2 separate regions of the Homo sapiens genome follow, and region 1 is linked to region 2. Evidence: read pairs that join two places in POLR2A ChIA-PET (ENCODE). Cell type or tissue: B cell. All regions are shown on one strand. Links, peaks and the distances in the headings refer to the core of each region. The heading gives the core; the rest is flanking DNA. Region 1 overlaps ABCD4 (ATP binding cassette subfamily D member 4). Region 2 has its middle 4.9 kb from the start of MIDEAS.

What was found. ChIA-PET counts read pairs that join two places held together with the same protein. Peaks named below come from ENCODE experiments on the same cell type or tissue, not always from the same donor. Only the 100,000 strongest peaks of a DNase experiment are listed, where the experiment ranks them.
Region 1: POLR2A ChIA-PET joins it to region 2 with 5 read pairs; 3 of 35 experiments call an interaction of 5 or more read pairs at or near these places.

What each region holds. Positions count from the first base shown.
Region 1 is chr14:74,295,005-74,299,388 of GRCh38, forward strand. It overlaps ABCD4 (ATP binding cassette subfamily D member 4), which reads right to left. Exons shown (of 19, transcript NM_005050.4): 4 at 2,926-3,065; 5 at 1,329-1,445; 6 at 850-975; 7 at 144-194. Among named protein-coding and RNA genes, the nearest start is that of ABCD4, 5.7 kb to the right of the region's middle. In B cell, for the core only: no CTCF peak of the experiment used is centred there; no DNase peak of the experiment used is centred there.
Region 2 is chr14:73,763,036-73,767,419 of GRCh38, forward strand. It overlaps a transcript of MIDEAS not described here. Among named protein-coding and RNA genes, the nearest start is that of MIDEAS, 4.9 kb to the left of the region's middle. In B cell, for the core only: no CTCF peak of the experiment used is centred there; a DNase peak (open chromatin) is centred at 2,116; H3K27ac peaks cover 3,243 bases.

The DNA of each region.
Region 1 (4,384 bases), core at 173-4,172, 530 kb after region 2:
GGAGGTAGAGGGAGAGGGTCACAGCCAAGTGTGACAACACTCAGCCCCTGAGCTCGGTGGTGGTGGGAGGGTTGAGGATTCATCTTTCCTTCTCCACTCTCAGCTCTGGCAAGGCAGAAGGGGAACCATCTCTCCAGACTCACCTGTAGAAAGCAGCAGGCTCCGCATTCACCCGAATCTGCATGTGCTTGAACCTGGGCGGACCAAAGGGAAATGTGTGCTGACAACAGGGAGTACTGGCCTCACTCTTGTTGGAGTCCTGGATCACAAAGACCGCCCAAGCGGAGCCCGGCTCTGCCTCAAAACCGTGGCTGCCTCAGTCTGACCCTTTCCTGGACTGTTATGGGGTAGAAAACCCCAGGGCTAGGTGGTGTGGCAGGAGCTCTGCAGAGACAGGGCTGCCCCTCAGCTTTCTGCAGAGAGGACAGGGGTATTCCTGCTCACAGCATCTCCTCCTCCCAGGGCCTGGCCCAAAGGAGGGGGACAAGAAGCACAGGGCAGGCACTGGATCCATTGGCTGCCACACCCAACTGATCCAAGACAGGGCGGTTATGCCAGGGCAGTGAGAAGGCCAAGAGATGACAATGACGATGGTGATGGCCAGGCAGACACGGTTCTCAGACCTTCTCAGGTATGATTTCATTAATCCTCCTAATCCTCTCAGTAGGCAACGGTACCATTTCCACTTTAGAGACAAGAACATTGAAGCTTGGAGAGGTTAAAGACCTCTCCAAGATCACACAGCTAGTAACTGGCACAGCTAGGATTTGAACTTAGGCAGTTTTACTCCAGATCCCCTTCCTTAACTATTATGCCCCAGCCCAGAAACCTCAAGTGAGGGAGACACACCTAAAATCTCCCTCCAGCTTCTCCTGATGCACCAGCTTCATCACAATGGGGCCCATCAAAGTTTTGTTCACCACGGTCCCCAGGATGAAATACCCGAAGATGCTCACAGGCCCGAGCCAGCCTGTGCTGAAATAGAGAGAGAGGGAGAGAAGGGAGAGGGTGTGGGGTGCCACCTATCCCCACATGCCTCAGCCCTGACTCCTGTTCCCTCTCAGGTAGCCCCTGTCCAATCTGAGTGGCCCAATGGGCCCTCTGCTCCTATGTGGGGGCATCTGGTATGAGCTCTCAGAGCCAGGATATCTGTGACACTGCAACACAGGGCCAAAGGAAGGGCAGGGGCCTGAGCACGTGGGATGGGTGAGCACGTGGTAAGGTACGGTGGGAGAGAGGGGAAATAAGCTTCTCTTGGACCTTGACCTGGGAGAGCTGACTGAGGGCCCTCTGGGGAAACACCAGGCTGGGGAGGAGGGAGGCTTCACCTTTGGAAGCACTGGTAAGTGTAGTAGACGAGGGTGAACGGGGAGATGATGAGCTTGCTGGCCATGCTGCTGAGCTGCCGGCAGAATCGCTCCACGTCCTGGCTGATGCGCTGGTCCCTGGAGCCAATGACACAGAGTAGCTGGACCCAGGGAGATGGGCCCAAAGGTAGAGAGAACAAGAAACTTTCACATCACCTCTGCTCTTGACCTTGCCTCACAGTGCTGTGAACACTGACCCTATGGGAAGAGGGAACCAGACAAGGCTGGTTTCCTAGGGGCAACTAAATCCCAGGGCCTTTAAACAGGGTTCTAGAGAGTTGCATCTTACGGTGCCTTAGTTAATCCCCTGAAAAAGTGGGAACTGAAAGGTCCAGTACCCAGGGGCCTGAGCCAGCTCTGAGCAGAGCCAAAGAAAAACTTGAAGGTAGATGAGCTGTTTTGGATGATCAAGAAGACTATCCCCTTTATCTCAATCCTCCCAAATTTCTCTTATATAAGCCCTAGCCTGGCCCCTTTAGTTATCTGGCTGTGAAAGCTCCAGGCTGTGAGGCACACCTGTAGTCCCAGCTACTCAGGGGGCAGAGGCAGGATGGAAGCCATAGCCATCAGAAAGAGGCCTAGAAGTTAGGCAGCAGCAGCAGCCTCCCACGCATCTTTGCACCAAAGCTAAGCTTGAGCTGAGAGGTACCCCAACCAACAAAGTGCTTGCTAGGAAGGTGGTGAGTGAGGGGATGGGTGTGAAGGAGACCCCCTATGTCTCATCTCACCACTAGGGCCATACTGATTCCTATTCCCAATGAGTGACGTGACCTTGGGCAAGTCACTTGCAATCTCTGGGCTTCAGCTTCCTCATCTGTAAAATAACAATAGCTAACTTACACTGAAACACTTGCTATGTGTCAAGCACTGTACATGTGCATTACATGAATGATATTTCATCCTCACTACACCCTTTGAGATAGGAACTATTATTGTCCTCATTTTACAGAAGGGGAACCTGGGGCTTGGTGACTTTAAGAGTTATAACCTGAGTGGTGATAGAATGGAGATGTGAATCCTAGACTGAGTCCTGGATAGTGGTAATTTTTTTTACTGATGAAAATCTAAGAGCTGGTTTTTCTAGCAAGGACATTTTCTTTAGAACCCTCTAAAGAAACCCCTTAGTCTTCTTACTGGAAGACTAAGATATAAAGTATGAAAAGGACAAAAGAAAGCTGCTCCTAACATTTTTCTTTTTTTTAAGAGATGGGGGTTTCTGCTATGTTGCCCAGGCTAGAGTACAGTGGCTATTCCCAAGTGTGCTCACGGTGCACTACTCCTGGGCTCAAGTGATCCTCCTGCCTCAGCCTCCTGAGTTGTTGGGACTACAGGTGCATGCCACTGCACCTGGCAGGCTTCTTCTTTTTAGCTGCCTATTCACAGCCCTGCAGCTTCTCCAGGAGTCCTCTGCAGGGCACCCTCCCCCATGACTCTGGGCAGCAGCATTTGAAAACGACTGCAGATGATCTCCTTGGTGTCTGCCACCAGCAGTCTCCAGGGCTAGGCCAGAAGGAAAGGACCACACAGAGTGTAGAAAGGACTGAGTTGGGGCGCCTACGGGTTATCGATGTCATCCCGCAGCACGTTGAGGGTGTAGTACGCACGGCCCCGGAAGTAGAGGCGGTGAAGGTGCTCAGTGAGGTCCTTCCTCCAGCTCACATACAGCAGGTTGCAGGTGAACTGATCAAAGCTCTTCAGCTGTGCAGTGGGGGAAGCAAGGGGAAGGGAGAGATGGCTTCCTGAAAATCTCAGCTCAAAGCTCAAGGCTCGCAAGAGCCTCCGCTGACCCATCCCAGCCCACTCTGACTCTGATTACTCCGTCCACTCAGCACTTTTCTTTTTTAAATCATCGAGTCATGGGACTTTCCCTTCCTCACTCACTCACGTGTTCATTCCTTCACCAAATTTTTTTTCTCTGAGATGGAGTTTTACTCTTGTTGCCCAGGCTGGAGTGCAATGGCGCGATCTTGGCTCACCACAACCTCCGCCTCCCAGTTTCAAGCGATTCTCCTGCCTCAGCCTCCCGAGTAGCTGGGATTACAGGCATGCACCACCACGCCCAGCTAATTTTGTATTTTTAGTAGAGACGGGGTTTCTCCATCTTGGTCAGGCTGGTCTGGAACTCCCGACCTCAGGTGATCCGCCCGCCTCGGCCTCTCAAAGTGCTGGGATTACAGGCGTGAGCCACTGTACCCAGCCTCCTTCACCAAATATTAAAGGGCTTACCAGAGGCAAGACCCTCTTTCTACACTGTCTTATTTTGAGAGTAGATGAGCTTCTGAAGATTGGAGACCATATTGTCGATTCCATTTATGTTCTTACTCCTTTGTCCCCCAAGCTTGGGACAGAGATTTGTATGCATAGGTGCTTACTGACCGAAGACCCAACAAAAGTGGCCATGGTACGATGAGCAGTGGCTTCCCCAAGAAAACAGGTGGCACAGCCTGGCAGACAGCATTAGGCTTGAGTTCTGGTACAGCCCTGAGTCTCATCATTTACCATTTCCAGGGCACCTATGTGCTAAGCACTAGGGACATTATGAGCTCACAGTTTAGCCAGAAAACAATTACAAGCGTGTGAGGAGTGTTACAGCGAGGTAAACTCAAGGAATTCGTTAAGTACAGAAAAAGGGCAGAGTTTGGTGGAGGAGACACAAAGGAGAAAGCTGAGAAAGACTTGAAAGAGGTGACAACGGAGGGATGACGAAGAGTGAGCAGGTGGTAGCCCCCCTACTGAATGAGGGGTAGGGGAGGAGGCCATTCTGCAAGAAAGCACTGTTCAAAGGCTGGGAGGTGTGACATGGTGCCAGGGTGAGTCACAGCCTCGGTCCCGCAGAGGAGGAGCAGCAGCTCTGGCTGCTGAGCCGTTTTAATGAGCTGCCGGAAATAAGAGTTCTAGGAAGGAAAGGGGCAATGATCAGTTCTGCTAAATGCTGAATTAAACCAGAACCTGTGGCCTGGGCCCAGGAGTGGAAACATCTGAGGAATCAGTCCCACGTGGGCCAATAGCAAGATCAA
Region 2 (4,384 bases), core at 190-4,189:
AAAATCTTCCAAGGATGAGGCCAGGCACAGTGGTTCACACCTGTAACCCCAGAACTTTAGAAGGCTGAGGCAGGAGGAGTGCTTGAGCGCAGGAGTTTAGAGACCAGCCTAGGCAACGTGGCAAAACCCAGTCTCTACAAAAAAATACAAAAATTAGCCAGGTGTGGTGGCACATGCCTGTGGTCCCAGCTACTCAAGAGGCTGAGGTAGGAGGATTGCTTGAGCCCATGAGGTCAAGGCTGCAGTGAGTTGTGTTCACGCCACTGCACTCCATCCTGGGTGACAGGGTGAGACGTTGTCTCAAGAAAAAAGAAAATCTTCCAAGGGTGAATTTTATGGTGTGTGAAGTATATCTCAATAAAGCTGTTACGAAGTTGGGGGAAAGCTTCCAAGGAAGCCAGGTTCTCACCTCCCAGCCACCTTCCTCCAATAAGTCTGCAGCCATCATCACTATTTAAAAGAGAAGTGTCTTTCTCCCCAGGCTCCATACCTGCATTGCTGTCCTTTTCCCACTGTTCCTCCCCCAATGAGGCCAGCACACGTGGTGTGTTTAAGTAAACAACCAACCTTTACCAGAGCCTGGGGAACTGGGAGTACAAATATTGTTGAGGGCATCCCAAGTCCACAATGCCAGCCAGGTCCCTATGTCCCTTGTGTTCTTGTGTCCCTATTGTCGTTTCCCTCTAGAGAACTAAAGTACAACCTCCAGGACCTCATTACCTACAATTACAACAGAAAAAAAAGAAGGGTGTAGAAAACACAGGGACTTAGGAAAACTGTCACTGACCTTCCCTGAACCTCACTTTTTAGGCCCATAACAGATGCACTGTTTAAGTGTTCATTGCATGAACAACGAAAGGATGCCCACCTTCCAGGGGCTTGAGAGGATCAAAAGGACAAAAAACTGCTTTATAACTCAATCATGCTATGTACATATAAGAGGCTACAATTAATTATTTTTACTGTTTTACCCTGTATCTCCTCCCCAACCTAGGTTATCCCTTCTTAAGAACCTAGTTCCAGCCCCAGCGTCATGGCTCACGCCTGTAATCCTAGCACTTTGGGAGGCCAAAGCGGGCGGATCATCTGAGTCCAGGAGTTCGAGACCAGCCTGGCTAACATGGTAAAACCCTGTCTCCACCAAAAATACAAAAGTTAGCCAGGTGTGATGGCGCACGTCTGTAGTCCCAGCTACTCGGGAGGCTGAGACATGAGAATTGCTTGAACCCAGGTGATGGAGGTTGCAGTGAGCCCAGATTGCCCCACTGTACTCTAGCCTGGGCAACAGAGGGAGACCCTGTCTCAAAAAAAAAAAAAAAAAAAAAAAACAAAACAAAACAAAAAAAAACCACCTAGTTCTTTTCCCTGAAAAGACCCCATGGGCCTCAGGTAACCCTCTCATGGGCACTGCCTAGAGAGACTTTTTCTGGCATTGACTCAATGTCTCATCAGGGGTGTCCTCCAACGCTTCTCTCCCAGCCTGTTCTTTGTGTCCTTTCCACCACACTTTTCCACAGGGCTGTCCTCCCAGCCTGAGTAGGAACACCCCTCCACCAGCTGTGTCTTCTCAGCCCTTTTTGCCAGGTCTTTTCTGAGCAAACCGCGAGCTCACAACCACCCCAGTCATGAAGTTAAGCCACTGTGTGCTGAGATGTCTCTGCACTGTCTTCTCTTTTATCCTTGGAAAAAACCCCAGGGGACCCTCCTCCTCCGCTCACATTGACTTCACCTGTTCTGGGGCAGGGCCATGCTTGCCACACCAGCCCACAGCTGTCTGTGTCCCTGGCCCTCCCACCTGCCCCCTCCCCAGCCTCCCTGCCCTGCAGGCCTGGGCCAGGTTCTGAGTGCCTTTGTCAGGCCTGAGAAGGAGCCTCTGTACATGTCCCCAGTTGCTGCTGTCACTCTGGGAGAGACGTCTGGCCGGGTGTAGGGAGAAGGACAAAACAGGTGTGGCTGCCAGGGAGGGCAGGCCAGCAGAGCCACAGGACTGAAACGCCCTTTCTTCACAGACCGAGAGCTGCCAACTTCTCAAAGGCCTCCCTTCAGCACAGTTCCATGCCCTCTGCAGAACTAGTCCCAGACAGACTTCCTCACTGGCTGTTCACTGGAGCTTGGCTTCCCTGTGTTGTGGCAATGGGCCAAGAGGAACAGGAACTCCAGAGACCCAATGTGTGCAACAGGGCATGCTTTAAAGCACTGATTTTAAATGAAAACAAATACTGATACATCATGGACTAGAATCCAACATTCATGCTTATGGGGGTGTACAGGTTAAGAGCACAGGCTGAGACCTGAGTCCAAATCTTGGCTCACACTAGCTTGATGACCTTCAGCGAGTTACTCAACCACTCATCTGCAAAATCGGAATGATAGTAAGAGCTTACTTAAACAGTGTCTGGCACACACTAAGTCTTTTATAAGTGTTGGCTATCATTTTTTCTCATCTATTTCCTTGCTTCTGGTTTTGCACACTTTACCATCCACACTGCCATCAGAGTGATCACACCTCTCTTCAGTAGCTCCCATCATCTACTGCATAAAGCTGAGACTGTTAGCTAGACTGTTAGGCACCTTTCCCACACGATCTGGCTCTGCCCCACTTCCCAGCCTCAGCCCACATGGCTAAACAACCTGAAGTTCTCCAAGATTCCTGCATTCTCACCCTCATATCTTCACACATGCTCCTTCTCTCGCCACCTTGATCCCCACATTATCCCACACCCAGATCTCCCACCAGACTTGACCTTAATGGCAGCTCTTCCAGGAAGCGTTCATTGACTCCTCCAAGTAGAGGAAGGACACTGGAGTGTATACTGTTGGAGCCCCAGATCTACTTTGTAAAGTTGGTACAATGTCCCCCAGATGCTCTGAGTGTTGGCTTTCAAGGACTCACAGCTACCCCATTCTCAAAAGGGGCCTTTGGTGGGACCAATTCAATAGTGGTGCAATTCATGCTCCAGCAGCAACACACACCTCCTTACTTGGCTTCTTCCCCGGCTCTACCCTGCTTCCCTTCCTCCCTTCCTCCAGAGACAATTTCTTAAATAAATCCCATGCACCCAAACCTCTGTCTTTGCTCCTAAGGACCAGACAGCCACTCTGTTCCCTAAACTCCCATGGCATCCTCTGTTTATCTTTACTCCATCACCTGCACATTGTTCTACACCTGCTTATTGCAGCATATCTGGAATCAGAGTGCCATCTACTAGGATGGGAGCTCCTGAAGGGCACAGCCTAGATCTTCCTCACCTTAGTATCCCTGGTAGCTATACAGTGCCTGCACATGGTGGGTGCTCAGTGAATGCCTGTTGATAAATGCATGAATAAAACAGTATATGTGAATATTTAAAGTAAGCAATACAATGTAACAGATTGCTGTTACTTTTATTACTGTTCTATTTCATTGATTCTAAGATACACATTTCCTCCATTTTAACATCTCTGAAATCAGGATGCATCTTACAATTGATAGCCTGTATAGTTTAATTAGCAGCACTTCCTCTTCCATTTCTTTTCTTTTCTTTTTTTTTTTGAGATGGAGTCTAGCTCTGTTACCCAGGCTGGAGTGCAGTGGTGCAATCTCGGCTCATTGCAAGCTCCACCTCCCAGGTTCATGCCATTCTCCTGCCTCAGCCTCCCCAGTTGCTGGGACTACAGGCAGCTGTCGCCATGCCCAGCTAAATTTTTTGTATTTTTAGTAGAAACGGGGTTTCACCGTGTTAGCCAGGATGGTCGTCTCAATCTCCTGACCTCATCATCTGCCCGTCTCAGCCTCCCAAAGTGCTGGGTTTACAGGCGTGTGCCACTGCCCGGCCATTTTTTTTTTTTTTTTTTTTTTGAGATGGAGTCTCACTCTGTCACCCAGGCTGGAGTGCAGCGTCATGATCTCAGCTCACTGCAACCTCCGACTTCTGGGTTCAAGTGATTCTTCTGCCTCAGCCTCCCAAGTAGCTGGGATTACAGGCCTCGCCACCACACCCAGCTAATTTTTGTATTTTTAGTAGAGATGGGGTTTCGTTATGTTGGCTAGGCTGGTCGCAAACTCCTGACCTCAAGTGATCCGCTGGCCTCAGCCTCCCAAAGTGCAGGGATTACAGGCGTGAGCCACCACTCCTGGCCTCTTTCTTAGCTGTATATAAAATAACACTACATCTTCTAATCAATGGCTTCTTAGGTTCAGTGGTGTATGGTATTAGTATTATCAATAACTATTGAGGCTCAGTCTCCTAAATTCTGAGGCCTGCACTGCAAAGCCCACAGAGCTATGATGCCCATTATCTGAGCTCAGTAGCTGTTGGGCAAACAAGCTGTCATAGGGGCTGGGCATGGTGGCTCATGCCTATAATCCCAGCGCTTTGGGAGGCTAAGGCAGGAGGATTGTGCT